5 separate regions of the Mus musculus genome follow, and all the other regions are linked to region 1. Evidence: chromatin loops called from intact Hi-C (ENCODE). Cell type or tissue: gastrocnemius. All regions are shown on one strand. Each heading gives the region's core, and the rest is flanking DNA. Links, peaks and the distances in the headings are about the cores only.

Region 1 (5,927 bases), core at 400-5,399:
TTATTATCAACAGCGATGTATGCAACTTTGGTGCTGCAAACCTCTAAACTCGGGATGTGGGAATTGCTGGCAGGGAAGATCGGAAGTTCAAGGTCATCCTCAGCTATGTAATGAGTTTGAGGCCAGCCAGGGTTTTCACGACACCCTGCCTCAAGGATCAAACACAATAAGCAAGCAGACAACAGCAACTGGAGTTTAGTTACTTCTAGCAAAATTCAAGTTTTGCTTCCAGGTTTAAAGACCTCTTTGGGAAAAATAAATGAATAGCAATAAATAAAGTTTCAGTGTAGACTGTACAGTGAGGTTTTTTTTTTTAAAGCAGCAAACACTTGCCCATGTTTTGAGTTTAAAATGTCCGATTTTGTTCCTGCCTCTGTCTCTTTTATCTACCCATAACTTTTACACTTTCCAAATAAATTTACACTAACTTTCACATGTTACTTGAGTCTCCATTTACTTCTAATTCCTTCAATAGACTAAGGCTGGCTACTTTGCAAATAGTCTCTGACAGGCTTTAGAAAGAGGATGTCTGGATGTCAAAGACCTCACAAAATCGTCTGGAATGATGTCCTTCAAATGGTGGTTTCCTGTCGCAAGAAATGTCCTTGTCTCATGACACTGTCTTTAAGTTGCCTATATTTGTCACACCCTAGTTCTCCAAAGTTCCATTGGTCTCCAAACTGAGGCTCAAACTAAGAACTGTTCTTTGTGCTCTGTATTCTGAATCCCTTATGAGGCTAATCCCAGAGAAAGGTGCAAGTGTGGATGCCATAGGAGATGGAGCCACAGTCTTCAACTAAGTCCCAGAGGAAAGCACGGTGATGCCATGGGGGCTCTTTTCCAAATTCCAAGTTGCCACAGGTCCAGGAAAAAGTCACTCTGGAGTTCCTTGTTCCTTAGCCCTCAGTGGCCAGAGTCGGAACAGCATCTTTCCCACGCAGAAGGAAGCAACTAACCCACCGGGTACTCAGTGCAATTCTGGGAAACTTTAGGGCAGACATTGAAGGAGAAAAGAAACACATAACTGAAAGTTGGGGTGTTTTTAACACAATGGGTAGAACCTTGCCACCCACACACCATCCTCTCCCGGAAATGCCATTTCCTCTTCCAGGAAACAAAGGTGTGGAGAGTTCTGAGCAGCAGCTGGGTATCTGAAACAAGGGAGACAAACTCTGATAGAAAGAAACACTCTGCAGCCTGGGGAAGCAGAGTTGGTTCTGTACCATAAGGAGGCCAAACAGTTGACAGGTTCCCGCTGCACTTGACATAGACCAAGAATACAGTTCCATGCTTTTAAACATACTGTTAAGGCCAAAATAAAATCATTTTTCTGAGATACATGATAGAGTATTATTTCAGAAGATCCAGCTTTCAGGGTAAAGAACTTCTAACTATTGAACTCTGTAGTTATAGGATATCAGAATACCACAGGCCTTCCAAACCCAGAGGTTCTAAAGCGATGGAAACCAAATACTAAAATCAGTGCTGTAGGGATGAAGGTTGCATTCAATTATGTTTAAGAGGGATACTAAAGAGTACTCAAGGTTTGAATTCTGATTCTTTCTAATCACATAACAATATAATGTATAATAATGTAATGCTGATTATATTACATAATATTTCAAAACATTATTATTTTCATGTGTCAAGTGGGGATGATAATAATGGTTATGATGTTAGCTACTTCATTAGATTATGAAGGTAGAATGAACAATGTATGTAATTCTTCCCACCACAGGCCTACTATGTATAAGTATTTACTATGTTGCCAACATCCTGTCATTTGTATATAACCTTTTAAAAGCAATTGAAGCCTGATTTACAGAAACAGGCTGTGGATGGTCAGTAGTAGAGTCTCTACAATGTGTTTTAAATAATTAATCAGAGGACATATGAAGGTCCCTAAGCCCCTGCATATATTTAATCTCCTAAAATACTCAGTGGGAAACATAGTCATGGAGAATATGTTTCCTGACTTAAGGCATAGCTGTGTGATCACTCTGTCATTTCTCCCCAACCCAGTAGGATCTACTGAAGACTGGCTGGAGAAGCCAGTCCTTTCATCTTTGAACAAGAGGATCCTTAGCAGTCACAGACTGGGGCAGAAGTGGGGACCATCACTCCAGCCCTTTGACCTTGTTCCCAGGCATGACACACTTTTCTGCCAAATGTAATAGCCAAAATATAATGGAGGCCTACTATGTGCCAGACTTTGATGTCCTGAGGTCATCATACTTCAGGGCTGGAAGCACAGCCTCTGTATTGTAAGATCCTGACTTGTGGGCTAGTTCAGTGCTTATGTATCAACAAATGGCAAAGTGGATTAATTTTGGCCAAATATTTTTGTAACCTTTAAAACTCTGTGCATTGGTTTTGATGGTTCATATACATTATAGGGAAGTATCGCCATTTGTGGCTTCTTAACACAGCCCCAAGTATCAGTTGATCAAGTCACCAAGCACTTCCATGTCTCAGTGTCATCTGTAGAGTCACATTAGAAGCTGAAACTCTCCGTACCTGTGGCCATTTAAAGATGATGTATGTCAGTAACCAGAAGCCTGCTGAGGAGAACATGGGGTAGGGTGGAGTATTTAAATAGTGTTACTATTTAAATTCTCATACTAATCTGGCCTTCCTGTACTGCACAACAAAAATGTAATTTTATTAAGTGCGCGAAAATCTACCACCCCTTGTTATAGAGACAATCATGAACATTAGCAGCATGGCATAAAAACTCTTAAAAAGACAAATACACCCTAGTGACGAAAAGTTGCTGCCGAAATGCTGTACAGTTTACAGCAGTTCAAAACATCAAAAATCATTCATAAGACTCCACCAAGAAGCCTCTATGCCACTACAGAGCTGTGTCCAAACACACTCGTAGGTAATTAAAAAGCAAACCAAAACAAAAGCAACTCGTAAGCCCTTTGTAATGCAAAATGGATTAAATAAAACACTTCTTTCTGCCGGCGACCTTAGCCCTTCCCACTGGCTGCTCATTTATGGTTTTTCAGCTAAGCAAGAAGAGACTGCTCTCGCGCCCCCCTTTCTGGCACTCAGGCGGCTGAGGCTCTGGCGTCCGTCCCGCTTCGCGCTGCCTGCGGCGTCGCTCCCCGCCCGGTGACTGCTTCATCCAGACCTCCTGCAGCCTCCGGGTCCCAGTCGCGGCAGAGCGACAAGTGGCCAGTGAGGCGTGAGGATGGAGGGTGGGGACAGAGCCAGCAGGAGGAAGGCCGAGAGCGCTCGCGGAACGCAACCAGGCGCGCGTCCCTGAGCCGGCGTGGCGAGCGCCCTCTGGCCGGTGCCGCCACCGGAGTACCCTTGGGTCGCCAGGCCCGCGCCAGTCCCCGCCATCCGAGCAACAGCGGCGCTGCTCTGGGACCGCGGCCGCGACACCAGGTAGGACCCAGGGTCCCAAGTTACCACCGAGGAGTGAGCAGACTGGAGGTGCCAAAGATCAGGGCCTGAAGGGCCACCCGAATGTCTCTTGCAAGTGTTCCAGGAAAGGGTAGGGGACTGTCAGGAGTAACAGGGGTGAGAACAAAATCGAGAAAAAGCAAACTTTGGGGCTCCTCCAGTCGTTGGTTTCTTGTGTGCTGGCGACCTTGACCAGTGGAAGCTGGGGTCAGGGACTGAGGGGCGCTTCCTTCTTCCTTTGCGTTTCCTTAGCACCCGAGGAAAGGCAGGCTAGGAAAAAGGAAACAGTTGCAACTTTATGTGTTCTCCACAAAACAAAAACAAAAACAAAACCATAGACTTGTAAGGAGTGTTTTCTGTCCTAGGAGACCTGTCCATGGAGAACACCTAGTTTTCTGGGAATTTGCTGCAGCGCTTGATTCGGGTTTTTGTTTGTTTTGTTTTGTTTTTCAGGGGCTAGGTTGTATTTTAGGTGTTTGTTTGTTGTTTGATTTTAAAAGTTGAGGTATTCACTTCCTTAGAACAAGATTATTTTCTAGCTTTGAGTGTCACATGTTAAGATGCATTTTGTTATATGCAACCTCTTTGTTCCACTGGAGTTTTAAGAGCTGGCATTATCAAAGTACCACGGGTGACTTTAATGACTCCATGTGGGCGTGGGAGAGAGGTCCAACGGCGGGCTGAACCTTAGTGATTCTGGTGTTCTCTGCAAGGGGAGCGTCACAGAGCTGCCCTGTCCTCTGGGCTGTCCTGCTACTATGTGGGCTGGCCATGGTGCTAATAAAAGATTATTCAGTGGTGACACAGCTGGGTATGTGTGGAGATGGGAGGGCGGAGGGCAGGGGTGGGGGTTGGGGGGGAGGGAGAAAGAGCTTGGGCTGTCAGTGGGAAAAATGGACCGTTTGTGCCCAAGCCCCAGTCCTTTAAGCTGCAGGTGCCTTTTGAGAACACAGACCTAGACTGGGGAATTGTGTGATGAACCTCAGACAAGATATGGGGGATCTGCCTTTGTCTTCTCAGCTCAGTTCATTTGTCCCTTTCATTTAGCAAAGGAAAAGTCTCGGGATTCAGGAGTCAAGGAAACAGAACTTAATGGCTCCGTGCATTTGTCCTGGAAGCCATGCCCACCACTGCTTCTTCCTCCCCAGGGCTTGTTTCCTTGCCTGAGTAGTCCTTTTCTAAGATCTTGAGTACCTCACCCCACCCACACCCCAACCTTGTGAAACATCATCTTCATCCCGCCGCACCCCCCACCCCCTTATCTTTGAGAATGTGTAAAATGGCAGGCTTAAATGAGGATGCTTGCTCTCTCTTTTTTTAAAAAAAAATGCTGTGTCTTGTGGGAAGAAGGGTGACATTTACTAATTTGGTTGCAAATTACTTTTGAAGTTTATGCACAGCTGTTTAAAATCCCCCAGAGATCAGTGCCATTGTCTGATGCAGGTGTCTACCACAGAAAGATCTTGTTAGGCTGTTTCTTTTGCTGATTGAGAGTGCATATATATGACGATTTAGCCTAGGAAGATCTGAAACCTGCACAGTTCCCTGCCAAGTTGAGCAATTCAATCTAAATGAAGGGGTTCTGTTTTAGTTTTTACAACTGTTGTATCGTCGTTTAATCCCCTTGGTGACTCTTACTGCCTGTCCCAAGGGTAACCTTTCTGGCATCAATAGTTTCTAATTCCAAGGCCCAGGATTGCTGTCTACACTTTGAAATGGCAGCAGCTTCTCAGGGAGATTCTTGTTGCCCGATGTTTGGTCAGGTTCACTTGTGCACTGCCTTGTGCTGTGGTGGCTCAGGGTGGCAGTGACTCCTGGACAAGCTCCCAACACCTGTTCTCCCACCAGTGCCCCCTCCCAGCAGGGCCTCTGCCTACACTGTGTAGCCACACAGCGCAGTCTCTATGACGGCTCTCTCCTCTCTTCCAAGGCTCCCAGGGATGCTGCTCATAGAGTCAAACCCAGCTTTTCTAGAATCTCAAATATCCTTCTCAACACCCTTCTACTTCCCGTGTTCACAGCAGGTCTTGGAAGCTCTCTGAAATGTGTTATTGCATGCAAATATGTAAAGACATACATATCCTTAAATATAGCCTGTTCAGTCAATATTTTTTAATAACCCAGAATCTAATTAGTGCTTTCTATATAACCATAGATATTTGGCCATCCACTGAAATGCACAATGTGGAGCCAGAAAAGTGAATTAAAAGGTGTGTCTTAGCAAGGCTTGAAACATCTTTCATCTCAACCTGCCAGATATTTGTATACAGTGATATTCTGATTGCTATATCATCTCTGCATATTCTTGGCAGGCAGTTGGGGGAGGGTTGAAAGTCTAAGGTCCCAGAAGTTGAAACAATCTCATCTGAGTTCAGAATCATGGATTTCTGCTCTGGGGTTAAATTGCCATTTATTTGATAAGTCCTTGTCTTGGGAGCACGTCCTTCTACAGGTTGCTAGATTGTGTTAGCTTTTGAATTAAGCTAATGGTATTGATGATAATCATAGCC
Region 2 (5,927 bases), core at 460-5,459, 83 kb after region 1:
TGTCACTGTGTAAAGATCTTTGTGCATAAATGGCTAATACCCAGTGAAGATTAAATTTTGGGTCTTAACTGCCTAATTCTATTAGGATAATGCTTAAGTATTTTGGTAGAAGCCAAGTAGTACTCGAGATTAGAGTTCCATCTACCGGAGCTTGGAATTGTTATGCTAATTTTTCTGTTGATTGTAATAGCGATCTTTCAAAAGGAAAAATTTCTAAAAACTGAGAACATGGTGTAATAGTGGTATTTCCATAGACTGGTGAGGACACACATCCCCCTATAGATGAACAGGGAATCACAAGGTCACAGGAAGTGGAAGTTAGTCCCTTATGGTGTTGTTATCAGGACTTATGAATCAGGTTGCTTGTAGGATTTAAGAGTTAGAAGAAGCCTATGGAGACAGCATTATCCCTTGAGGGAGGGAGGGAGGGAGGGAGGGAGGGAGGGAGGGAGGGAGGGAGGGAGAGAGAGAGAGAGAGAGAGAGAGAGAGAGAGAGAGAGAGAGAGAGAGAGAGAGATGCTCACGAATCAAGCACATCTCTTTCTTTGTGGAAAATCTAAAATCCACAGCGTCCAGGACCTACAGTGATTGAGGGTGCTGTGCTCTTTCTTGTGGCTCTTGCAATTAACTATGGCATAGGTGTAAAGTTAAGACATTAACACATATGTAAGAAATCCCATTTTCTTTATGGCCTTGACATTACCATAAGCAAAACTCTAATAACTACATCGTTCCTCTGCCCTTAATTAGCCTGTAATTGCATGATATCTGGACATGCATGTGTTTAGGGGCCGGGGAACTGAGACATGATCTCCATCCAGCTGTCAGGTTGATGTTAGCATCACTATCTAAATCCAGAGATGAGGTCTGTGATGCTCTTCTTATGACTTCTGTGGAAGGCTGTGTGTAGGAACACTACCATAACTTCCCAGTACATTGCAGTTCATCAAAGAGCTTCCTTCACTCCTGGGCCCCCACCAGTTTGATTTTCCCTTCCAAAGCTCCGTCTAGTCTCTTAGTTCTGTCCACAAGAGACACAGCCATCCTGGATGCCTCCTCCCCCACTAGTCAGGGCTCAGACCTTTGCCCTCATTCTGTGCCTCCATCATAACCAGCCAGGAAGTATAACAATACCTCTTCCTAAAGTGAGCCCATGGTCTCTGGGCCTCTTTCCTCCTACCTACCTGTTAACATACAAACACCATCTCATCGCTATCCATTTCCCTTCTTCAGGCTTAAGCCAGAGTTTAAGCTTTGTCCCAGAGCAGGAGGACAACCTCTTGTATCCTCAAATTTTCTAACACTATCAATAGAACCATGGTCCTCTTGGCGCTTCCATCCACAGGCCATCTCAGATGCCATGCCAGCCACAGACTTTCTTCTCTAGATGTGAGACTGTGATGCTCACATTGTACCTGGTGTCATTTTGAAGCACTCCCGGCTTCTTTCCCTGCTCCTCACGAGCTACTTTCTTCGTTTCAGCATGTGGCATGAACGTCCACCACCGATGCCAGACAAAGGTTGCCAATCTTTGTGGTATAAACCAGAAGCTAATGGCTGAAGCACTAGCGATGATTGAAAGCACCCAACAGGTAAAGCAGACATTACACTGATGTGATTCCCGATGTCCTCTCAACAAGGGCCACCCACGTCCATTCTTTCTTGCTCTGTCTACCCCACAGGATGTCCCTGCGTGTCCTTCTGAACACTTGCCATGATATTTTCACCTTCATCCCCATAATCCCACCTTTGAGATAATTAATAATTCATACATCAGTGTGGCCATCTGTAATATCTTAAACTCTGTATAGAATGAGAAGGTACAGAAAGAAAGCAAATTCACTCAAATTATTGAGGATTTACTGCCAGCTTTATATCTGTATTTTAGGGATCTCTAAGAAGCTGGAAAGAAAGTGTATTTATTAGAATTCCCTCCAGAATGGTCACAGGACACTGTGTCTAGTCTGGGCAACTTTTGCCTGTCTGTTTGTCTTACATTGATTAAATTCCTATCTCTTGAGAACCAATTTTCACTGAGACTCGGCATTACCTTCTACATAAGCTGTATTTTTGTTCACCTTCTTTTCTGTCCTGACTTGTTATGGAATGAGGCTACTTACATAGAAGATTCCAGCTAGTACCCTTGAAGTGTGAAAAAGGAGCCAAGAGCCTGCTGCTGATACATTGAATGTAGCAGTTGCATGCAAGGCCAAGGAACTCTAAACCTACTGAGAAGAAAGAAAGAAAGAAAGAAAGAAAGAAAGAAAGAAAGAAAGAAAGAAAGAAAGAAAGAAAGAAAGAAAGAGAAAGAGAGAGAGAGAGAAAGAAAGAAAGAAAGAAAGAAAGAGAGAGAGAGAGAGAGAGAGAGAGAGAGAGAGAGAAAGAAAGAAAGAAAGAAAGAAAGAAAGAAAGAAAGAAAGAAAGAAAGAAAGAAAGAAAGAAAGAAAGGAAAGTGTTGACTGTCCTGCATATTCAAAATTCCTCACAGCCTTCTGTCCTTAGGGACAATACAGTATGATTTCTGTGGGTGGGAAATGGCGCCAACTACTGGTGATTGGGTTGTCTGACCCTTTTTATGATCTAGGCTCGCTCCTTACGAGATTCAGAACACATCTTCCGAGAAGGCCCAGTTGAAATTGGTCTCCCATGCTCCACCAAAAACGAAACCAGGCCACCATGCGTACCAACACCTGGGAAAAGAGGTAACTATCACTGCAGTTGACCATCAATGCCGGTCACTTGTCACGATCCACTTGTTCTCTGGCCTTAAGTTCTTCATTTACCTAGTCTGATGAGTTTCTTTTTCTCTATTTAAAGAGTACAAATCCAGTCACCAACCTCAAGGCCCCTATTTTTTTTTATCGAAAATAGATCCATTTCATATACAATATATCCTGACTAAAGTTTCCCCTCCTACTCTTCTTTTAAGAGTAAAACTAAAATATGCCTAACTAGAATTTTTTTGTGAGGGCGTTGCTCCTGGCAGAGTTCTAGAATGTCATTTCCTGGCCATGTTGGGTGGTTTTACAGATGTTAGTCTACTGTAAAGCAAGACAAGGAGAAATGTCATTGGGGCATCGTCACTGTTGCCCGGAGACTCTCCTGTGAGGTTTTGAGACAGGAAGGAAGAAGAGCCCTAACCCTTAAACTTTGTCATGTGTAGAGATTCATTCTGCCTTCTGCTTGAAGGGGGTTCAAGGGAAAATGCAGCTACATGATTCTGGGAACTGAATCATTTCAACAAACATTATGAGATATGGTCTTTGAACTTAAAGAATACTAGGGTCTGGGGAGATGGTTCAGTTGGTAAGTGCTTGTTTTGCAAGCACAAGGACCAGAGTTCAATCCCCAAACCATTATTAAAATAAAATAAAATGAAAAATAAAAAAGCCGTTAATGGCGGTATGTATCTGTAATCCTGGTGGCATGCGGGGCAGAGACAAGTGGATCCCTGGGTCCAACTGCCATCCAGCCTTGCCTAATTGGCATGTTCCATGCTAGTGAAGGACCCTGCTTTGAAACCAAGGTAGATACTGCTAGAAGAATGACAGTTAGGGCTGACCTCTGGCTTCCATATACATGCGCACACCCACACATACATGTATGCATACCCACACATATGTGCATGCCCTCACATGCACATATCCATACACACAAAGAAGCAATACTAATGATAGTAGTATATACATAGTAAGGATTCCTAAAAACACTTTTTAATCCTTCTTCTGGCATCATACAAGGACTAAATTGACATAAAATTTCAAGAGAGATTCAAAGTCCATCTCAGAAGGATTCCCAAGCAGTAAGGAGCATCGTCCTCAGAGATGATCAGTGCACACAGCCTTGAAGACCACAAAACATGGTGTGGTTTAGATCTTTAACAACCTGCTTGATTGCGTGTCCTCAGAGCTCACATTTTACTTAATGGAAATTGATGTCAGTATGTCTGGTAGTTACAAACAGTGGTGATATCCGTTCCCCAGATCTGTGAAGATTCCTATTTCCTCAGAATCTGATGTTATTAAAAGTTTTCTCTCTTGGCTTCTCCCTCTCCCTGCCTCCCTCTCCCTTTCTCTTCCTCTCTCTCACACACAAATATGTAGTCTTTGATTGAGATGAGTCCTGTCTGTCAGTCTGTCTTTCTTTCTTTCTATTTGTTCTGGTTTGGGTTTGAGTTTAGGACTTTTTCGTGTTTAGGGATGGTGTTGTTTGTTTTTTTCAAGACAGGGTTCCCTGGCTGTCCTGGAACTTGCTCTGTAGACTGGCCTCAAACTCAGAGATCAGCCTACCTCTGCCTCCTCAGTTCTGGGATTCAAGGCGTGCACCACCACTGCCACACTAACCATGACCTTGGGTCCAGTATTTCTTCAGTTAGACCATTGCCCAGGCTATTAGCTAGCCAGAGACCCAGCCCAAATGCCAGGTTTACAGACAGATGCAGAAGGATTCTGAAACTGAATTAGATGGAACTTCGGAATGAAAGATGGAAGAAGTGGGTGGTGCCCTAAGTGCCTACAGTGAGTGACCTTACTTACCCATTCATGTTTAATAACTGATCTGCTGTTTTCAGAACCCCAGGGCATTTCCTGGGATTCCCCTTTGGATGGGTCAAATAAATCGGCCGGTCCTCCTGAACCCGAAGTGAGCATGCGCAGGACTTCACTGCAGCTGAAACTGAAGATCGATGACTTCATCCTGCACAAGATGTTGGGAAAAGGAAGTTTTGGCAAGGTATGCTACCAAGTTCCTGAAGGTGTGCAAACAGGGCCAGAGAGCACCCGCCCCCCACCGTGTCGTGAGATGACAGAGCATCCAACATTAAATCGGGAGCTAAGTAACTCTGCAGTAATAGCAGTCTCTGTTCCCTATGGATCTTTGGCCCCAAATCCATTGTTTTAAGCCTACATACTCATGAACTAATGAGTTTGATGCCTGAGCACCAAGGAGTCAGAGAAATGCCCATTTCCTGTGCCTACTCTTCCTTCTAGTTTTTCATTGTTTCTTCCCCACACCTCAAAATTGTTTTGCATTTCATGTGCCTAGGGAGTGACCTCAGCTAACTGTAATTACCTATTTAGAGGCCCACTTCCAAATATATTCGCTCTCTTGGGAGTACTAGAGGCCAAGGTTTTTATCTTGCCATGCGAAGGTGGGGAGGAAGAAGACACAAGCTGAGACACTGACTATAGTTTGAAGGCTACAGGGATGGCTCAGATGTTAAGAGCACTGGCTGCTCCTCCAAAGGACTGGAGTTCATTCCCAGCATCCACATGGCAGCTCACACCTGTCTGTCACTCCAGTTCCAGAGGACCTGGCACCCTCACACAGACATGCATGTGGGCAAAACATCAATGAACAAAACAAACAAACAAACAAACAAACAAAGACTGTAGTTTGAGGAAGTCTTAGAAAAAGTACCTTGGAATGAGGCCCCCTTCCCTACCTCTTTTGTTACTCACTGGACAGGGATGGAGGAAATAATGTGTCTCTGTCAGCCACAGAGAGCAAGTACAGAATGTGAAGGACAAAAAGAAGTCAAGAGAGAAAGGAGAGGGGTGAAAAGAAAGAAATTATCCTCAGGACGGGGGTAGCTTAGTTGGTGAAGTACTTGAGTTACAAACTGAAGGACCCGAGTTCGGTTCCCAGAGCCCACATAGAAAGGTCAGATTTGGTGGCATTTGCTTGTAATCCAAGCACTGGAATCCCAGAGACCAGAAGTGGCCTTGGGCTTGCTGGCCAGCCAGCCAAATTAGTTCTAAGGAGCTGAGAGACCTCATTTCAAAAAGTCAGAAAGAGACGGACAGCTCCTGAGAACCAATGTGAAAGGCTGACCTCTAGACTTCAAACTCAGATTCTACAGTGTGCGCATGTGCACCCGCACACACACAAACACTCATGCTCACAAAGAAATTTCAACCATCAGTGAC
Region 3 (5,927 bases), core at 607-5,606, 56 kb after region 1:
TGGATTGATGTTTTCAGCTCATGGAAGAGAACTTCGCAAGCTCAGTCCTTAGGCATCCTGTTTCACCCGTACATTTGTTTGTATACAGCAAGTTCTGCTTTCTATTTTAATAGCCAAGCAATCCCCCTTCTTTCCTCCATGAGCTCGGAGCCCCCAAGAGCGAGTCACAGAACTTGTCTATGTTAACTTCATCCTCCAGTGCTTAGCACAGATCTACTTTATTTTTGACATGTGTCCACACAATGCCTGTTCTATCTTTTAGATATTTTTATCATGTCCCTGTGACACCAGATTGTTGGAAAAGGAAGACCCCAACTAGGCTGGAAAACAGACATTAGCATTGAGTAAACTGTCAGCAGGCTCTGGGTGATGATGTAGACTAAATAAATCTAGGAAAGTCACAAATCTTCATCACTTTTTAAAATAAGAAATCTCTGCTGCCTACGCAAGACCTCTGTAACACAAGCCCTGGCAAACCGAGAGACTTCTATCTATTTCTGAGGCAGATTCAGTCTGAGCTCTGCTGCTGCCCAGTTAGGAGCCCAGCCTGGAAATTGTGCACAATGAGTCACCAAAGGTCAGGGTGGTAGTAACTTGGGCTCTGTGAGCCAACAATCCCATCCAGATTCAAGTCAAAATGGTGTTTTTACCTTGACTATGAACTAGAACAAGAAGAAGCAAGAATATTGCTGTTACTGAACACTAGACGATAGTTTTCAGACCTATGAGAACTTAAGAAGCAGGCTAAAAATAAAAACTAGAGCAGGGGAGATGGGCTCACAAGCACAAAGACAGGGTCTCAAATAACCTGCACCTACATAAAAGCTAAGCAAGTGTGACAATAGCCTGTAATACTAACACTCCATGGGCAGAGATAGGGATCCTGGGACAAGCTGGCTAGCTACAATTGCAGGAATTCATAAACTCTGTGTTGAGCCAGAGAACCTCCCCTAACAAATAAAATGGAGAGAAATCAAGAAAGACACTTCATGCCAACTCCAGACAGACCTCTGCATAGGCATGCACACACAAGTACATGTACCCACACACATGAGCATGCATGCTCATCACACACACACATACATGCATGCAAGAAGTAAGTATAAAGGAAAAGTATTTAGATGAGGTGAATGGCAGAGATGGGGAAGCAGATGCAGACTCAGACAAGGTTGCTTGAAGGGCTGCTTCAGTGGTAAAGAGCACACACTCGCTTCTCTTTCAGCAGACTAGAGGCGGGATCCCAGCCCTCACACTGAATGGCCCACAGCTGCCTTTATCTATAGCTCCAGCGTGGTAAACTCCATCTTCTGGCTTCCTTAGCTATGTGCGCGCATTCCCACATATACACTGGCACACACATAAATAAAAATGAAATAAATCTTACCAAAAAAAAAAAAACCACACCAAGTTTTGAAAACTATAGCAAACACTGTGATGATTTCCATCTAAAGTTCTGAGAAAACATATTAAGAACACTGGCATTCCAGTGTAGGGGAATGTCAGAGTGGGAAGACGGGGGCGGTAGGTGGGTAGGGGAACACCCTCACAGAGGCAAGGGGAGGAGGGATGGGATAGAGGGTTTCCAAAGGGGAAAGCTGGAAAGGAGAAAACATTTGAAATGTAAATAAAGAAAATATCCAATTAAAAAAAAGAATTTCAGGATAATATATAGAATATCTAGGAAATTGTATATGAACATAATGAAAATGTCAATAAAAAGATTGAAGATTAAAAAAAAAGAACACTGACATTTACGAAGTCCTTTGCCTTGAAGATGAGACACAATCATACTGTGGTCAATGGCTTAGAGGTTTTTAAGTGGCTCATAGCATTCAGTAGCTTAATTGCTTGTATCTGTTTGAGTGTGTTTGTCGCTGACAAGAACAAACCATAATGAAAATATCCAAAACAAATACGGATCAGCTGCTCATTGCTGGGAGCCAATTCCATGACACACATAAATAGACTATGTAAGAATGTTGTGGTGTCATATTTACTGGTGTGACTAAAATAGACTCAGCTTTAATAAACTCCTTTTCTGACTACTGTGTTTTGGGCACCTATGTGAAGAAACAAAACCTTGAAAAAAATGTTTGCCTTGCTGTGCAGCTATCAAACATGACTGTTACATTGAGCAGAATTAACCCTTAGCAATGGAGGTTAGCCACAGACTTTCCAAAGAACTCGCCCTCTACGAGCCAGTCCGCAGCTAAGGGAGAGTCCAGCAATGTGCTTCACAGAGAAGGAAGTGAACGCAGTTGTTCAGAAGGATAGCAGGCTCATTGTAAGCCCTGGCTGTCTGAGATAAAACACTAAGTGGAGGTGGAACACTAAAAATAATATGTCTTAGAGCCCCATACATACAGTGTTTGTCTTTTGTCATTTTTCTAGGGAACAACCATGTCACCGTTTCTTCGAATCGGTTTATCCAACTTTGACTGTGGGACCTGCCAAGCTTGTCAGGGAGAGGCAGTGAACCCCTACTGCGCTGTGCTTGTCAAAGAGTATGTGGAATCAGGTAAATTAACTGGGGTCGGGGGGGGGGGGGAGAAGAGGAGATGGTGGCTAGACTAGACAAGCACTTGGGAGACGAGACCTTCCAGGATGTCTGATGGAACTGAATGTCACAGTTTAGGACACTGGTGACCAACAAAGGCCAAATTCTTTCTTAAGGACTCAGGCTTAGTGATGGCCTCTAGCCATATCTATTCCATTTTATCATTTCCCCCACATAAACAAAGATAAAGAGAATATTTAGTTGGGGAAGAAATCAACTGAGAAGGATTATGTTTATGTATCACCTGTACTAATAGCTCACTGTTTTCAATAACTATAGGCAAATTACGTCTTTCTAATCCTAGATCTCTGGATCAACTCTAAAGACTATAGGTATGTAGGTATAGACTATATACCTACATAGACTATACACACACACACACACACACACAGACTATATACATATATATATGTATACAGTCTATGTATATAGACTATGACTCAATGACTATAGGTAAATTAACCCTAGATCTTGGGAGCAACTCTAAAGACTATAAGTATATAGTCTATTTAGACTATATAGGCTCTATACCTATAGTCTTTATAGTCTGTATAGTTATATAGACTATAACTCAATGACTGTAGGTAAATTAACCCTATCTAATCCTAGATCTTGGGAGCAACTCTAAATGTTATGTCTGTTCATTGCCTTAGCTGAAGAAGTTAGGAAGGATCCTTAATCAGCTAGTATTCTGCATGAATAAAAAGATCATTTCTGTTTTATTAACTATGACTATTAAATAATTAGGTAATTAATGAGGAGAAAACCTGGGTCATATGCCCATGACTGATTTTGTTTGTTTGGATAGCTCTGTCAAAACAATCCCATTGGGGAGGGAATCCACTAATGTTTAAGCCTTCTGGTTCCTTCTTGATCCACACCCCTGCATCTTAATATTCTTAAATCTCTTCCAAAGGAAAAATAGGAAGCTACATCATCCAAGAACTTCCCAGCCTCACCCAGTCCTATATCACTGCATATAGACTATAACTGTATCCCAATCCATTTACACACATACAAAAAGTGTGTTTGGAGAGCCACTTTGAGGGTTCTGGAGCTAGAGCACAGAGAAAAGCACAGTAAAGGTTCCCATAAGGAGGGATGTCCCTCTAGAGTTTCCAGTCTCACGGAGGAAGACAGGCAGTAAGCAAATTTAAAGTGTCCTGACATCAGCAGTGAGGGCTGAGAAGATAAAGCAAGGCTAGGAAGGTCCCAGAGAACGGAACCTTGTCCTCAGTGGGGTGCTTCGAGAAGGACCTCTGTCAGGGCTTAGGAGCATCTGTGGATACCAGAGGAAACGAAGGCTTGCATTAAGAGCCTCTAGCTAGATGCTGGCAATCCTGAACTCTGGGGTTACACATCACACTGGGCCCCCCCACCCCCCATCTTCCTTCATCTCTATAGCTGCTCCAAGTGTATCAAAGCTTAGGAGACTAGATGCTCTTGATTTCTCTTCCATCCAGAGTTCTCTACTGTCTTAAAAGTGAAAACGCTCCCACCTAAACCCTTTCAAATGTCACGGACATCTTTGAAGTATAAAATGGCTGGGTTCTTTCAAAGCTGCCTTTGACTTAATGGGTCTCATGGATCTGGTCCTCTTCCCAACCTCTGGTCTCGTTGACATTTGCCTCCTGCCAATCTTCTTTTCTTTACTTTCTTTTTTTCTTTTTTTCTTCCTCTTCTTTTGTCCTTGCTTTTGAACTTGGTCTCAGCGATATGGATCAAGAGACTTTGTCAGGAAAAGAACAAAACTGTTTTTGCAATAGATTGCCCAGTGGACTTTGGATATTTATTTTTTTATTTTTATTCAGTTTACGTTCTGAAAAGAAATCACTCTAGACGATGCCTGGTTCAAAGATTCGTTCTGTAGAATTTAAACAGGTATTTAGGCTGTGAGGTTGAATTTTCCATGATGAGTCAGTGGAAAGGGGACAAACAGGAAACAGAGCTGTTAGCCTGGGAGCTTTTGGAAACAGCATTCCTCATTATACACACATAGACAGATATGCCGGTTTGTTTTAGCCATCACTTTGATACAGTCTAGAAACACATGGTAAGAAAGTTGTAATGAATTATCTAGATCACATTGGCCTGTAGGAATGTCTTTGGGGCATTATCTTGACTGTTAATTAATGTAAGCAGACCCAGACCATTCCCTAGGCAAGACTCACAAGCAGTGTAAGAGAGGAAACACTAGTCCAAAGCAGGCAGTCAAGCAAGTAGGCTGCATGAATGAATGTATTGCCCTCTGCTCTTGACTGTGGTTATACTATAGCTGCTTGAGTTCCTAGCTTGACTCTCTCCCCACCCCCACCCCCACCCCCATCCTCACGTAGACTGGGACCTGGGGTTTCCACCTAAATAAATGCTTTCTCCCCTAGGTGACATTTTGTCAGGGTATTTTTATCACAGCAACAGAAAAGAAAACAGAACAAGATTCTGAGTTCTGGTCTACGTTATAGGTAGTCCTTAACCAAGTGACTGATAATGTACAGTAAGTGGCTTGCCTCCTGGAGCCTACCCTTCTCTCAACATTGTTGTAATAAGGAATAATTTGACAGGGAAACTAAGAGACAATGATCAATAATACGACTGATTTTCAAGAAATCCAATCTATCATTCATATTTTAACTTAACCGTAAAAGTCTTCCCTTCCCTTTTCAGGGGTTCATGAGCTCCCAACCCCAAACTGAGGAACTATTAACAGTTGGTGATTTTTGAGGGAAAAGTGAGTCAGTTTTCTTTAAATGTCTGGCCCTGGGTAGGTTGACCAGGCTCCAGTGAATGTCCCCAGTCAATGAATGACTGGAGAATACAAATTGGACTTGCTAGAGTATTTACAAAAAAACAAAGAAAAGAACAGGAATCAAATTTGGGAGTAAGTAGAGTAGGGAGAGGGGAACAGATGTAGATATGGTAGAAACTATGAAGAGAAACAAGAACGTAAACTATCACAATACATTGTATGCATGCATAACTTCTCAAAGGATTAATGAAAATTTTTATATATATTTTAAAAGTCACCTCCTTCCTATTCAATTCTTTTTTTAAAAAAATTAGGTATTTTCTTCATTTACATTTCAAATGCTATCCCAAAACTCCCTCATACCCTCCCCCACCCACTCCCCTACTCACCCACTCCCACTTCTTGGCCCTGGCGTTCCCCTGTAATGAGGCATATAAAGTTTGCAAGACCAAGGGGCCTCTTTTGCCAATGATGGCCATCACTTGATCTTTGACAAGGGAGCTAAAACCATCCAGTGGAAAAAAGACAGCATTATCAACAAATGGTTCTGGCACAACTGTCGGTTATCATGTAGACGAATGCGAATTGGTCCATTCTTATCTCCTTGTACTAAGATCAAATCTA
Region 4 (5,927 bases), core at 395-5,394, 59 kb before region 1:
GCTTTAAGAAGCCTTGCTGCTTTCATGACCCGCTCCCCCTGTGTGTGACTGCTGATTTCTCCTAGACTTCTGCCGGGTCACCTCTGGTTTTTCTTTTTCTTTTGTCTTAATGCTAAAAGCTGCAATTTTAACTTTGCTGTTACTCTTACAAGGATTGCTAGTGTTTTTAGCGACTCAAGTTTGCACAAGTTATGCGTCAACCTGCCAGGCACAACATTAATTTGTGCTGGGCCTTGTCAGATGTTGGTATATGATTTAGCAGAACTCAAGGATTTAAAAGAAGTATCTATCACTTTGCGATAAAAATGTCTATAGAGGGTTGGTGAGAGGGTTGAGTGGCTGAGTGGCTGCTGTGCAGGCCTGACAGACTGAGGTCAACCCTGAGTCAACCCTGAACACACATTCGGAGGTAGAAGGAGAGAACCAACTTCACAAAGTTTTCCTCAGACCTACACACACACACACACACACACACACACACACACACACGCACGCACGCACACACGCACGCATGCACGCACGCACACACACACACACACATACACACACACTCATACACATACTCACATCATACAAGTACGCACACAGTTATGTTTTTGTAATGATGATGGTAGTCAGAAAATATTTTATTCAGTTTCTTTCACATGAAAATTACATGTGCCTTTTACATGGCCATATCATAATGCTGTATGTCTTCTTTATTGAAAAGACAGTTTGTGACGATGTACCCGGAGAACATTCTTTCGAGCCTTTCTTTTTTTTTTTTCTTTTTTAATTTTTTTATTAGATTTTTTTCATTTACATTTCAAATGCTATCCCCAAGGCCACCTATACCCTCCTCCTGCCTTGCTCCCCAACCCACCCACTCCCACTTCCTGGCCCTGGCATTCCCTTGTACTGGGGCATAGAATCTTCACAATACCAAGGGCCTCTCCTCCCATTGATGACTGACTAGGCCATTCTCTGCTACATATGTAGCTAGAGACACAGCTCTGGGGGGGGGGGTACTGGTTAGTTCATATTGTTGTTCCTTCTATAGGGTTGCAGACCCCTTCAGCTCCTTCATTAGGGGCCATGTGTTCCATCCAATAGATGACTGTGAGCATCCACTTCTGTATTTGCCAGGCATTGGAATAGACTCACAAGAAAGAGCTATATTAGGGTCCTGTAAGTAAAATCTTTCTGGCATATGCAATAGTGTCTGGGTTTGGTGGTTGTATATGGGATGGATCCCCGGGTGCTGGCGAGGATGTGGAGAAAGAGGGACACTCCTCCATTCTTGGTGGGATTGCAAGCTTGTACAACCACTCTGGAAATCACTCTTGTGGTTCCTCAGAAAATTGGACATAGTACTACTGGAGGATCCAGCAATACCTCTCCTGGGCATATACCCAGAAGATGTTCCAACTTGTAGTAAGGACACATGCTCCACTATGTTCATAGCAGCCTTATTTATAATAGCCAGAAGCTGGAAAGAACTCAGATGTCCCTCAACAGAGGAATGGATACAGAAAATGTGGTACATTTACACAATGGAGTACTACTCAGCTATTAAAAGCAATGAATTTATGAAATTCCTAGGCAAATGGATGGACCTGGAGGGCATCATTCTGAGTGAGGTAACCCAATCACATGTACTGACTGATAAGTGGATATTAGCCCAGAAACTTAGAATACCCAAGATACAATATACAATCTGCAAAACACATGAAACTCAAGAAGAACGAAGACCAAAATGTGGACACTTTGCCCCTTCTTAGAATTGGGAACAAAATACCCATGGAAGGAGTTACAGAGACAAAGTTTGGAGCTGAGATGAAAGGATGGACCATCTAGAGACTGCCATATCCAGGGATCCATCCCATAATCAGCTTCCAAACGCTGACACCATTGCACACACTAGCAAGGTTTTGCTGAAAGGACCCTGATATAGCTGTCTCTTGCGAGGCTATGCCGGGGCCTAGCAAACACAGAAGTGGATGCTCACAGTCAGCTATTGGATGGATCACAGGTCCCCCAATGGAGGAGCTAGAGAAAGTACCCAAGGAGCTAAAGGGGTCTGCAACCCAATAGGTGGAACAACAATATGAACTAACCAGTACCCTGCCCCCCAGAGCTCGTGTTTCTAGCTGCATATGTATCCGAAGATGACCTAGTCGGCCATCATTAGAAAGAGAGGGTGTTTCTAGCTGCATATGTATCAGAAGATGGCCTAGTCAGCCATCATTAGAAAGAGAGGCCCATCGGTCTTGCAAACTTTATATGCCTCAGTACAGGGGAACGCCAGGGCCAAGAAGTGGGGGGGGGGAGGGTAGTGGGGGGAGGGTATGGGGGGACTTTTGGGATAGCATTGGAAATGTAAATGAAGAAAATACCTAATAAAAAAAAGAAAAAAAAGAATGGGGAACAAAATACCCATGGAAGGAGTTACAGAGACAAAGTTCGGAGCTAAGACGGAAGGAAGGACCATACAGTTATTTTTTTAAAGTAATGACAACAATATATTGCTTCGCTTGTTCATTTTGAGACAGGGTCTCCGGATGTAGCCTAGACTCTCTGTTCTCCATCCTCAACCTCTGACTGCCCGTGTGTGCCTCAGCTTCATTCAGTTCTGTATTTACTAAAAGGAAGCTGTTGGAAAAAAAAAAGTCTCTTTTTAAAAAAATAGTGCACACTATTCTGGTAAAAAGAAAAGTCCTGTTTTCCTTTACCCTTCACAAGTACAACTTCATAAGATTGGCACTTCTGCCAGTGTTGTTCCCCAAACACAGAGGGGAAGGAGAAGGGGGGGGAGGACTGAATTAATGAAGCGAAGTCGATACGCAAAGGAGACAGGGCTCTTGTGTGGCAATCAGAGAATACAAATTACTAAACATTGGGAATATTCTGATCTGATACTGATAACTCTATAGTGTCCCCACTCTTGGAGGCTTTTGAGAATTTGAAAAAGGTGTGCCTGGCTAGTTTTCTGTCAGCTTGACACAATCTAGAGTTATCTGAAAGGAGGGAATCTCGATTGAGAAGATGCCTCCATAAGATCTGGCTGCAAGGCATGTTCTTACTTAGTGATTGATGGAGGAGGACTCAGCCCCTTGTGTGTGGGGCCAACCTAGCTTGGAGGTCCTGGGCTGTATAAAAATGCAGGCTGAGTAAGCCATGATAAGCAAGCCAGTAAGCAACACTGGTCCGTGGCCTCTGCATCAGCCCCTGCTTCTGGGTTCCCGCCCTGTGCGAATTCCTGCCCTCGCTGCTTTTGATGATGAGCCCTTACATGGAACTGTGCGTGAAATAAACCCTTTCCTCCTCAACTTGCCTTTGGCCAGGTTGTTCCGTCACAGCAATGGTAGCCATAAGAGGATGTATTCTTTGGCCTAGGGCTTCTTCAAGTTTTGTATCTAGTTCCATATTTTACCACGAGGGGGCACTGTGCCTACCTTACAGAACAGACTACCTTCTGGATTGTCACCGGGCAGACCAGTCTCCAAAGTGAAAAGCGTCAGTTGGGTTTTCTAACATGAAGAATGTAAATGAACCATGTTTTCTTCTTCTTCATATCCAGGAGATATGAACTGACTGAATCTCCCACCAGATGCTAGCTGGAAGTTATTATCCAGCCAGCTGGCATTGATGAGACCAGCTAGCAGCTACAGCCTCCACTTCGGAGACCTCTCTCAGCATCAATGAACTGTATTTTGTTCTAAGGTTAAGTGTTCTCTTCTTCCAAACAACTCTCTCAAAATAGGTCTCTAGACCGATAGACAAAGAAAATGGAAAGGGCAGGAGGAGAAAGAGACAGGAGAGAGAGACTGGGAAGAAAGGAGTTGGGAGAGGGGGACAAGCAGAGGGGAGAGGAAGGAGGAAGAAACACACCTGGTTTTTGTTTGTTTGTTTGATTGATTGTTTGTTTGATTGATTGATTATAATGTTAATCCATTTAACTTTCCACCTCCATTTTCATTCCCACCAGTCTTTATTTTTATGGGGTTATTTAATGTTCTCACGGTAGTGGTAGTGTATTTGAGTGCACACGCATGTGTGCCTGTATGTGTGTCTGTATGTGTCTGTGTCTGTGTGTGTGTGTGTGTGTGTGTGTGTGTCATCTCATTCCACTGAGCTCTCCCATATACTGTCTCCTAAGTAAGATTTCAAATACACAGTCCTGTCTTTTCTTTATCATTCACTTGAATCTGATAAGAATTTAGCCACAATGGATATTCAGTAATCATTTGCTCATTGGTTGACTAACTGTAAGCTAACCAATCTGGCTTCTAAGGTGGCAGGTTATTGATATGAGATGTATTGGAAGCCTCGAGGTCTGAGCAGTGATCCAGAAAAGCTTCTGGAAAGCTTTGTGGGCACCAGGAGACCCTGATGGCATTGTCTTCTACAGTGATTACTTTCAGACCAGCCAATAAGCCCCTGGGACAACCAGTGCAAGAAATACCGCCTCAAGGATGCTGAAAGCCCCTGTCGTCCAGAACCAGCTGGAGCAGATATAAGATGGCTGAGCTATCAACTCACATTAGGACACAGGGTAGCAGTGACCCAGCAAAAACAGCTGACATGTGACAGACTGCTGTGGGTAGTGAGGGGAGTTCTGGTTCTCTTTGCAAATTCCCATGCTGCTGGGATTAGTAGCAGCACTGTGGGTAAATGATCAGACTCTGAAGGGCGAGCCTGGGGTGCTCTGAGAAGGAGCCAATCAGGAAAGGTTTTCCCTGCCAACACATGAAAAGACAGAGAAAAGGTACCACCTGGGAATCGGGGCCCAAAGCATGCTGCCGTTTTTATCTTAGACTTCTTGCCTCCAAAACGATCAGAATTAAGCTGTTCTTATTCATAAGCTGCCCAGGCTGTGGTATTTTGCTATAGAAACAGGAATGAAATAAGACATAGATGTTTCCTCGTCTTGCTTACAACATGCTCTGTTCAGTGAGTTCCTTCAAGCCCCCATCTTTTCTCTCCAGTCACTCCATCATTCCTGGTCTCTGCCCCAACCACCTGGAACCTCTGTACCTCTCTGTGTCCAGAGAGGAGGAGAGGAGAACGAACGTAGATGAGGAGCCGGATGTTCGCCTGTGGATGTAGACACTCTGTAGAGGCACTCCGCACAGCTTCGGGAAGAGCTCAGTATAAATATTATAGCTCTAAGGGGAAAGGTTTCCCCAATGGAGGCATTGAAACTCTGAAGGGAAAGGTATCCTGCCAGTCAGGGGCCAAAGAAGACTACAAAGTCTTACTGCACAACACACCTCACACAAGAGATTTATTGGTAGACACACAAGAGGGTGGCTGCATCTGCCGGGGCTATAAGCGCAGGAGGCTGAGCAGGAGAAAGGTTTTATAGAGGATTTGAGGGGCAGTTTCTAGGATGAAGATTTCCAGGGTGGGGATTGTTGGGCTATCAAGCTCAGAGACTTGGTTTTTAAGCTCAGGGATTGGTAGGTTTTTGAGGTCAGAGATTGGTGTGCTTTTGAGCTCAGGGATTGGTGGGGTTTAGTAAGCTTTCACACCTGGAAGTGGGCTTAGACCTTTCACCCTATCTTGACCCCTTGGCCACACCAGCTGAAAGGAAGACTGAGACATACAGGCTCACCCAAGAGCCTCATAGCCACGCTTTAAAGGCTCAGTGTCAAGGAGGAAAAGAAGCTGACTGGAGACAAACTTCAGTCTCTCTGTCCGATGGTGAGCACACAAGCCTGAGTGAGCTCATGAAGCGGCTCCTGGAATGGCTTGATTAGAAAATTGATTCCTGTCAGCAAGCATCCTGCTTTCTTAAACTACATCGAGATCACAAGTAATTCCAAACAAGTACAAAGCGGCCATCGCTGCTGACAAATTGGGACATGCAAGGCCTTTCCAGAACTTCTTTATTGGTTGAAATGAGTACAAGTTCCCCCCCTTTCTTATCCATCAGGCAGAAATAC
Region 5 (5,927 bases), core at 309-5,308, 120 kb after region 1:
AGCAGCCTTCAGATGGAGATGTAGTACTCTCAGCTCCTCCTGCACCATGCCTGCCTGGATGCTGCCCTGCTCCCGCCTTGATGATAATAGATTGAATCTCTGAACCTATAAGCCAGCCCAATTAACTGTTGTCCTTTGTAAGACTTGCATTGGTCATGGTGTCTGTTCACAGCAGTAAAACCCTAAGACAAGCAATATTTGCTATCTGCCCAGCCACCTTTCCAGCCCCTCCTTGAGTATTCTTTAATGAGTAACTTTATCTATGACAATAGTTTTAGCTCCAGAATAAGCATGGTCAGGCCAAACTTTGTCTTACTACAGACCTATATACATCACAGACTTACATAGATCACATGCCCTTCAAACTTCACAGCCTCCAAACTCACTTTCTCTGGTGAACCTTCCCTCTCTCTTTTCCTTAATATATCTTTCATGACTAACCATGAAGCCACCTACCAGTTGTCTCAACAACAACAAAAATTGAAATACAATATTCAAGTGTTCTTCTCTATCTCCAAATACAGCCAAACTCCAAGGCTTTCTCGAATGGGATCTCTCACTTCCTGGATGCTGAGACTGAATCAAGACTTGCCCCTTGTTTTTTGCATCGTTTTATTGGCCTCCAAAGAATGTCCAGTTCTTCTCCATCCTTTCTGGGCATTGCTCTAGGAAATCTGTCTCCTCTTGCCCTGAATCCCAGATATGGCAATACCCTTCCTCATGGCTTCTCTCCATCCCATACATCACCAACCTCTTACATGTTTTCAAGCCTTTGAAACACATTTATTTATCAGTCTATATGATCATCATTTATGTATGCATGCACACATGAGGGTCATCCTAGTTTACATGGGAAAGTCAGAGGACATTTCACAGGCATCAATGCTCTTCCTCTACCAGGTGGCTTCCTGGGGATTGAACTCAGGTCATCAAACTTGTCAGCAAGCCCCTTTACCCCCTGAGCCATCTCAGCAGCCCCATATCCTCAAACTGTTTGATGATGTTTCTTTATCAGTTAAATAAACACTCTAAAGATATGTATATGTGTTTACATTACACATTCATTGCTACATTCGTGGTCTATGATTTAAAGAACATGGCTAAAATGTTTAAGATCAAATTGAACTAAGAATGAAATATAAAAAAAAAAAAACTGGTACCAAATAGCTTAATTTTATTCTACTTTGTTAATAGTAGAAGGTAAGAATATGTCATTAAAATTAGATCAAAAAGCTTTTTGGAAATTATTTCTTTGCAGGGCAGTGGTGGCCCACACCTTCTATTTCTTTTATAATTGAGATTTAATATAATTACATCATCCCCCCTTCTTTTTTCTCTCTCCAACCTTCCTATATATCCCTCCTTGCTCTTTCAAATTTATGGATTCTTTTTTCCTTAATTGTTGCTATTGCATGTGTGTGTTCCTAAATACATACATTCAGCCTGCTTGGTCTTTACATTATTTGTGTGTGTGTGTGTGTGTGTGTGTGTGTGTGTGTGTGTGTGTGTGTGTGTGTGTTTCCAGGGCTGACCATTTGATAGTAGATGACCAGCTAGAGTGCTCTCGTGTCCCTTAGTTGCCTGTAATTCTTTGTCCAGGGCTGAGGCTTCATGTACTTCCTCTGCCCTCTTTAGCCCTTCTTCAGCTTGTGTTTAGCAGACCTATTGGTGAGACTTTGTAGGTACAACTTCTGAAGTTCTTAGGAGAGACAGCCTCACAGCAAATCTGTTCTTCTGGCTCCTACAGTCTTTCTTTCCTCACGTCAGCACCGTTCCCTGAGCCTTCAGTGTGGGAGTTGTATAATAGAAGCATCCCTTGGTACACTGGGCTCCAACCTCCGGGGTTTTTTTGTTTGTTTGTTTGTTTGTTTTTCTGTAATGATTTCTCCATCTGCCACAAAGAAAATTTTCCTTGATGAGGGATGAAGACTATAACTTTAAATTTTCTTTGGTTTAGGGCTTAGCAGGTAAAGTCACTTGCTACCAAGCCTGACAACCTAAGATCCATCCCACGATAGAATGGACTCCTGGGAAATTGTCCCCTGACCTCCACACGTGTACATGGCAAGCACATGTCTCCCTGCATTTAATAAACGTAATTTTTTAAAAATCATTTTTTTAAAGTCTTGGTTTAATGATCTAAGGCTCTGGAACTGAAAGGTCTAATGTATTTCTTCCGATTCTCATACTATCATGGCTGGTAAAGGGCCAAGCAGGTCCAATATGAAACAGAATTTGTAATCTGTATTTAGCAAGGACTATCCCTGATGATAGCAGATATAAGTCCATCATCCAAAACACTACTTTCAAGGCTTTTATTTTTCAATCAAGCTTCTTTTTGGCCAAAATATGGTTAGTGTGTCCGCTGGTTCAGCTTCAGACGTGGCTGAGGGACCATTTCCTACCTCTCATAGATTCGTATCATTTATTTAAACTCTCTCTCTAATCCGAATGCTCTGATCGCAACTGACTAACGGGATTCATGTCATCGAGTAGCTATTCAACCTCATCCAAGGAGTGTGCGCACCTTAACACAATAGCTCCAAGGCACACCCACTGCAAGGGACAAAGGGAGTCTGTGTCAGCACGTGACAAAGGCATTATTATAATTTGGCTCATTTCTCCGGTTTGAAGCTGGGTCTCAGTTCTTGGAGGAAGGCAGAGCTAGGGAAGGTTGACCCTCTACCCAGTACAGCTCTGCTGCCCTCTCCACCTCAGAACAGTTAGTGTAGAAAGAACCGTGCAGGGAGAGAGAAATAGCAGGAGACGATTATCAACTATGGATTGAAATCCTCAAAGACTGGACTTCAGAACCAGCTCTCAACTCACTGTGAGATCTGAAATAAGACACAGAGCCTCCTAAGTCCAGCCATCCTCCTCCAGGGATAACAGCAGCGCGTCCGGACATCGCGTATGAAATGACACCTGGTGTATGTTAGCATTCCCTCTTGAACAGCCTGTTCCCTGTGTGAATGTGCAGTCTGCTCCTCCCTCCCAGCATAAAACTGCATTTACTTTAACTAACATAACCAATCTCGAAGCTCTAATTTCCACGACAGCTGTCTCCTGGCCTCCAAATTTCATTTGTTCCTCTAAAATGAAGTTGTTTACATAGAGGCTTGTTGCTCAGGACCGGCTCTGGTTGCTTTGGCGCCACCTGGTGGCTTACCGTGGGAATTGCGTCTGAGCCTGGTACCTAGTACAGGAGGTTTCCTTTTGAGTGTAGGGCTGAACCAATTGATTATACGTACTCATGGTGAATTCACAGAAGTCGACTTTTACATTATTCCTTAAGGCCAGTGAAGTTGACTTTTTGTTTGTCAACTTTAAAGTGAGCTTGTATATTTAAATATTGAATTGCAGCTATCAGGTAGCAGTTCACAATGGTGGCAGATTGCAAAATGATCTTTATTTTCACTCATGGGGATAAGTCTCATCCAAGTAGCTGTTCAGCACTGCGCTTGCAGAAGATTTCAGGTCACAAATCCTATCACAAATCACCGTGAGTTTCCTACTTTCCACAGGCTCTTTAGAGCCACCCTGCAATAAGATAGCAAGTGTGACTATCCTCTCTACTAAGGTAGTTTATAAAGGGGTAAGGAGTCTTCCCCAAGCTGTGCAAATGAGAGATTTGGCACTTGAAGGACATGTGGGGCTTTATACAGCCACCAGAACTGTTGGGTTGTGGGACACTGTATCGTGTCTCTGATCCAGAGGCTGGAGTATCTCATCTGAGTGGAGTCTTGCTTCACCTAGCACGGAAGTGCTCTGGGCTCGTATATGTTTGTAAGTTTGGGTAGCATTGGGCTGCATCTACGTATCCCAGTTTCTTTGTGCATTCATTCCATTGATGGGCTGACGCCCTACCTTAGATCCCATGCTGCTACATTAAACAGAGTGCCCATGTGTCTTAAGCACACTGACTTTTTTGCCTTTGTTTACACACCCGCCCACCATCACATCACCTTCAGCCTTCATGCAGTCATGGATCCCACTATGAACTGTTTTAGCAAAGCCCGGGCCTGCTGCACTCAGCTGATATTCACAGTGGCTTGTACAGTTTTGGCCTTTCAACAGCAGACAAGGAAGCTGTTGAACGTGGAGGTACAAAGTCTCTATTGCTATAAACAGTAAACTGATCAAAAGGATTGATTTATTTTGTAAGTTCAGTAAATTCCTACCTTTAATCCTCCTGCCTGGATGACAGACCCAGACCGTTCTCCGAGCTGCTCGTAGCTCTGGGATGTCCTCTGACTTCTGGGTCTGAAGAGTTCTGCTCTCCTTGCTCATGCTAATCACATGACTTGATTCTTCATCCCATTGACTAAGCGCATAACTCTTGACGTGCACAATTGTGATTGGCTAGGTTTTAAAGACTTGATTAAGTGGTATCTCTGGTTCATCAGTTCCCCTCAGTGATTTTATGCAGAGCTGAGAGAATATAAGTAAGTAGGTTTCACTTAGCAGTCCACACCAAAGGTAATAATGGAGAACTTAGCGTCAAGCCAGCTCTGTAGGACACAATACCTACCTCCCCAGAACCTCATAGCACAGATGGGAAAATAAAAGCTACAGGCTTGCTTCAGTCATTGCACTCAACGCCAATGAGAAAAATGCAAAGTGAGACTCTGAAGTGTTTACTTACAGGCAGAAACTTGGTCATGGCGGAGCCATTTCGAACCGGCGCTTGCCAGAAGATAGCGTCCTCAGTCGAGCCTGTAGATCACGACAGCCAGTCATTTATTTACCTTCAGCCTTGGAAGCGTGATCAGTCGTCAGGCGTACGTACTGATGATGCTCTGTGTTATCAGTCGTCAGATGTACGTACGTACTGATGATGCTCTGCTTTCGTCAGACGTACGTACTAATGATGCTCTCTCTGCCTTCGCCGTGCAGATCTTGCTGGGTCAGAAGTACAACCATTCCGTCGACTGGTGGTCCTTCGGGGTGCTCGTTTATGAGATGCTGATTGGCCAGTCCCCCTTCCACGGGCAGGACGAGGAGGAGCTGTTCCACTCCATCCGCATGGACAACCCCTTCTACCCGAGGTGGCTCGAAAGGGAGGCCAAGGACCTTCTAGTGAAGGTAAGACCTGAAGCCAAAGCCTGGGGCGCGCGTGGCTCACGGGGCGAGCGCCGCCCTGAAGTGTCCCCCAGCATTAGGAAGACAAGGCTGCAGAGATGGCTCAGTGTTTAAGAGCAATGACAGCTCTTCTAGAGGTCGTGAGTTCAATTCCCACCAACCACATGGCGGCTCACAACCATCTGCAATGAGATCCGATGCCTCTACTGTTACGTTTGAAGACAGCTACAGTGTACTCATGTAAATAAAATATATAAGTAATTTTTTTAAGTGACGGCAAGAGGAAGGAAGTAAAGCAAATCCTCTTTCCATCACTTTTAAGAGAAATGTCAAGGCAGGCTTGGTGACTCTGGCTCTTTAAGCAATCCCAGTACATGGCTTACTGCATCCTTTGTTTCCTATATGCAATACCTCTTTGGCCAGTGCGTCCTCCATCCCTGTTTGAACCTTCAGCAGGATGCAGACATCTCTGTTCTCTCCAGTGAAAGACAACCCTCTTAGGTCACAAACATCTTCTCATCGAGAAGCTGAAAGCATGGAGCCCGAGGCCCCAGTCAGCCTGTCAGACTCCTTGTGCATGCAAGCCTGCCACCCACCTCTGTCAGAGTTCTGGCCTGTGGAGGAGGGTTTACAGTCACACTGAGGTCATCTGCGACCTAGTTCTCTACCCTTTCAACTCTTGGGTCTCTGCTCAGGCCCGTAGTGATATAGTATTATAATACATGTAATAACAAGCACACGTGTTAGTATACATATATATCATATACACACATACACATATACATATATACTTATAGACAGCCTGAGTTCATTATGCATTATTAACCAATGAGACATCTCTCCAG

The links. Hi-C counts contacts between places; a loop is a spot of excess contacts. Peaks named below come from ENCODE experiments on the same cell type or tissue, not always from the same donor. Only the 100,000 strongest peaks of a DNase experiment are listed, where the experiment ranks them.
Region 2: it touches region 1 in a loop (3-fold over the local background); 11 of 42 quality-filtered maps call a loop at or near these places.
Region 3: a loop joins it to region 1, with 4 times the contacts of the local background. A loop is called at or near these places in 3 of 42 quality-filtered maps.
Region 4: it touches region 1 in a loop (10-fold over the local background); 8 of 42 quality-filtered maps call a loop at or near these places.
Region 5: it touches region 1 in a loop (2.2-fold over the local background); 4 of 42 quality-filtered maps call a loop at or near these places.

Annotation. Positions count from the first base shown.
Region 1 is chr2:11,169,062-11,174,988 of GRCm38, forward strand. Prkcq (protein kinase C, theta) reads left to right here and starts at 3,321. Exons shown (of 18, transcript NM_008859.2): 1 at 3,321-3,399. In gastrocnemius, for the core only: a CTCF peak has its summit at 3,286; DNase peaks (open chromatin) are centred at 3,175, 4,239 and 5,272; H3K4me3 peaks cover 2,901 bases; H3K27ac peaks cover 3,269 bases.
Region 2 is chr2:11,251,587-11,257,513 of GRCm38, forward strand. It overlaps Prkcq (protein kinase C, theta), which reads left to right. Exons shown (of 18, transcript NM_008859.2): 9 at 1,483-1,592; 10 at 2,585-2,702; 11 at 4,571-4,731. Among named protein-coding and RNA genes, the nearest start is that of Prkcq, 82 kb to the left of the region's middle. In gastrocnemius, for the core only: a CTCF peak has its summit at 2,542 (motif pointing left); a DNase peak (open chromatin) is centred at 2,542.
Region 3 is chr2:11,224,468-11,230,394 of GRCm38, forward strand. Prkcq (protein kinase C, theta) reads left to right here. Exons shown (of 18, transcript NM_008859.2): 2 at 2,392-2,518. The coding sequence starts at 2,401. Among named protein-coding and RNA genes, the nearest start is that of Prkcq, 55 kb to the left of the region's middle. In gastrocnemius, for the core only: no CTCF peak of the experiment used is centred there; no DNase peak of the experiment used is centred there; H3K4me3 peaks cover 1,615 bases; H3K27ac peaks cover 3,518 bases.
Region 4 is chr2:11,110,002-11,115,928 of GRCm38, forward strand. No RefSeq gene overlaps it. Among named protein-coding and RNA genes, the nearest start is that of Prkcq, 59 kb to the right of the region's middle. In gastrocnemius, for the core only: a CTCF peak has its summit at 3,412 (motif pointing right); a DNase peak (open chromatin) is centred at 3,387.
Region 5 is chr2:11,285,493-11,291,419 of GRCm38, forward strand. Prkcq (protein kinase C, theta) reads left to right here. Exons shown (of 18, transcript NM_008859.2): 16 at 4,897-5,085. Among named protein-coding and RNA genes, the nearest start is that of Gm13293, 51 kb to the right of the region's middle. In gastrocnemius, for the core only: a CTCF peak has its summit at 3,164 (motif pointing left); DNase peaks (open chromatin) are centred at 3,159 and 5,042; H3K4me3 peaks cover 214 bases.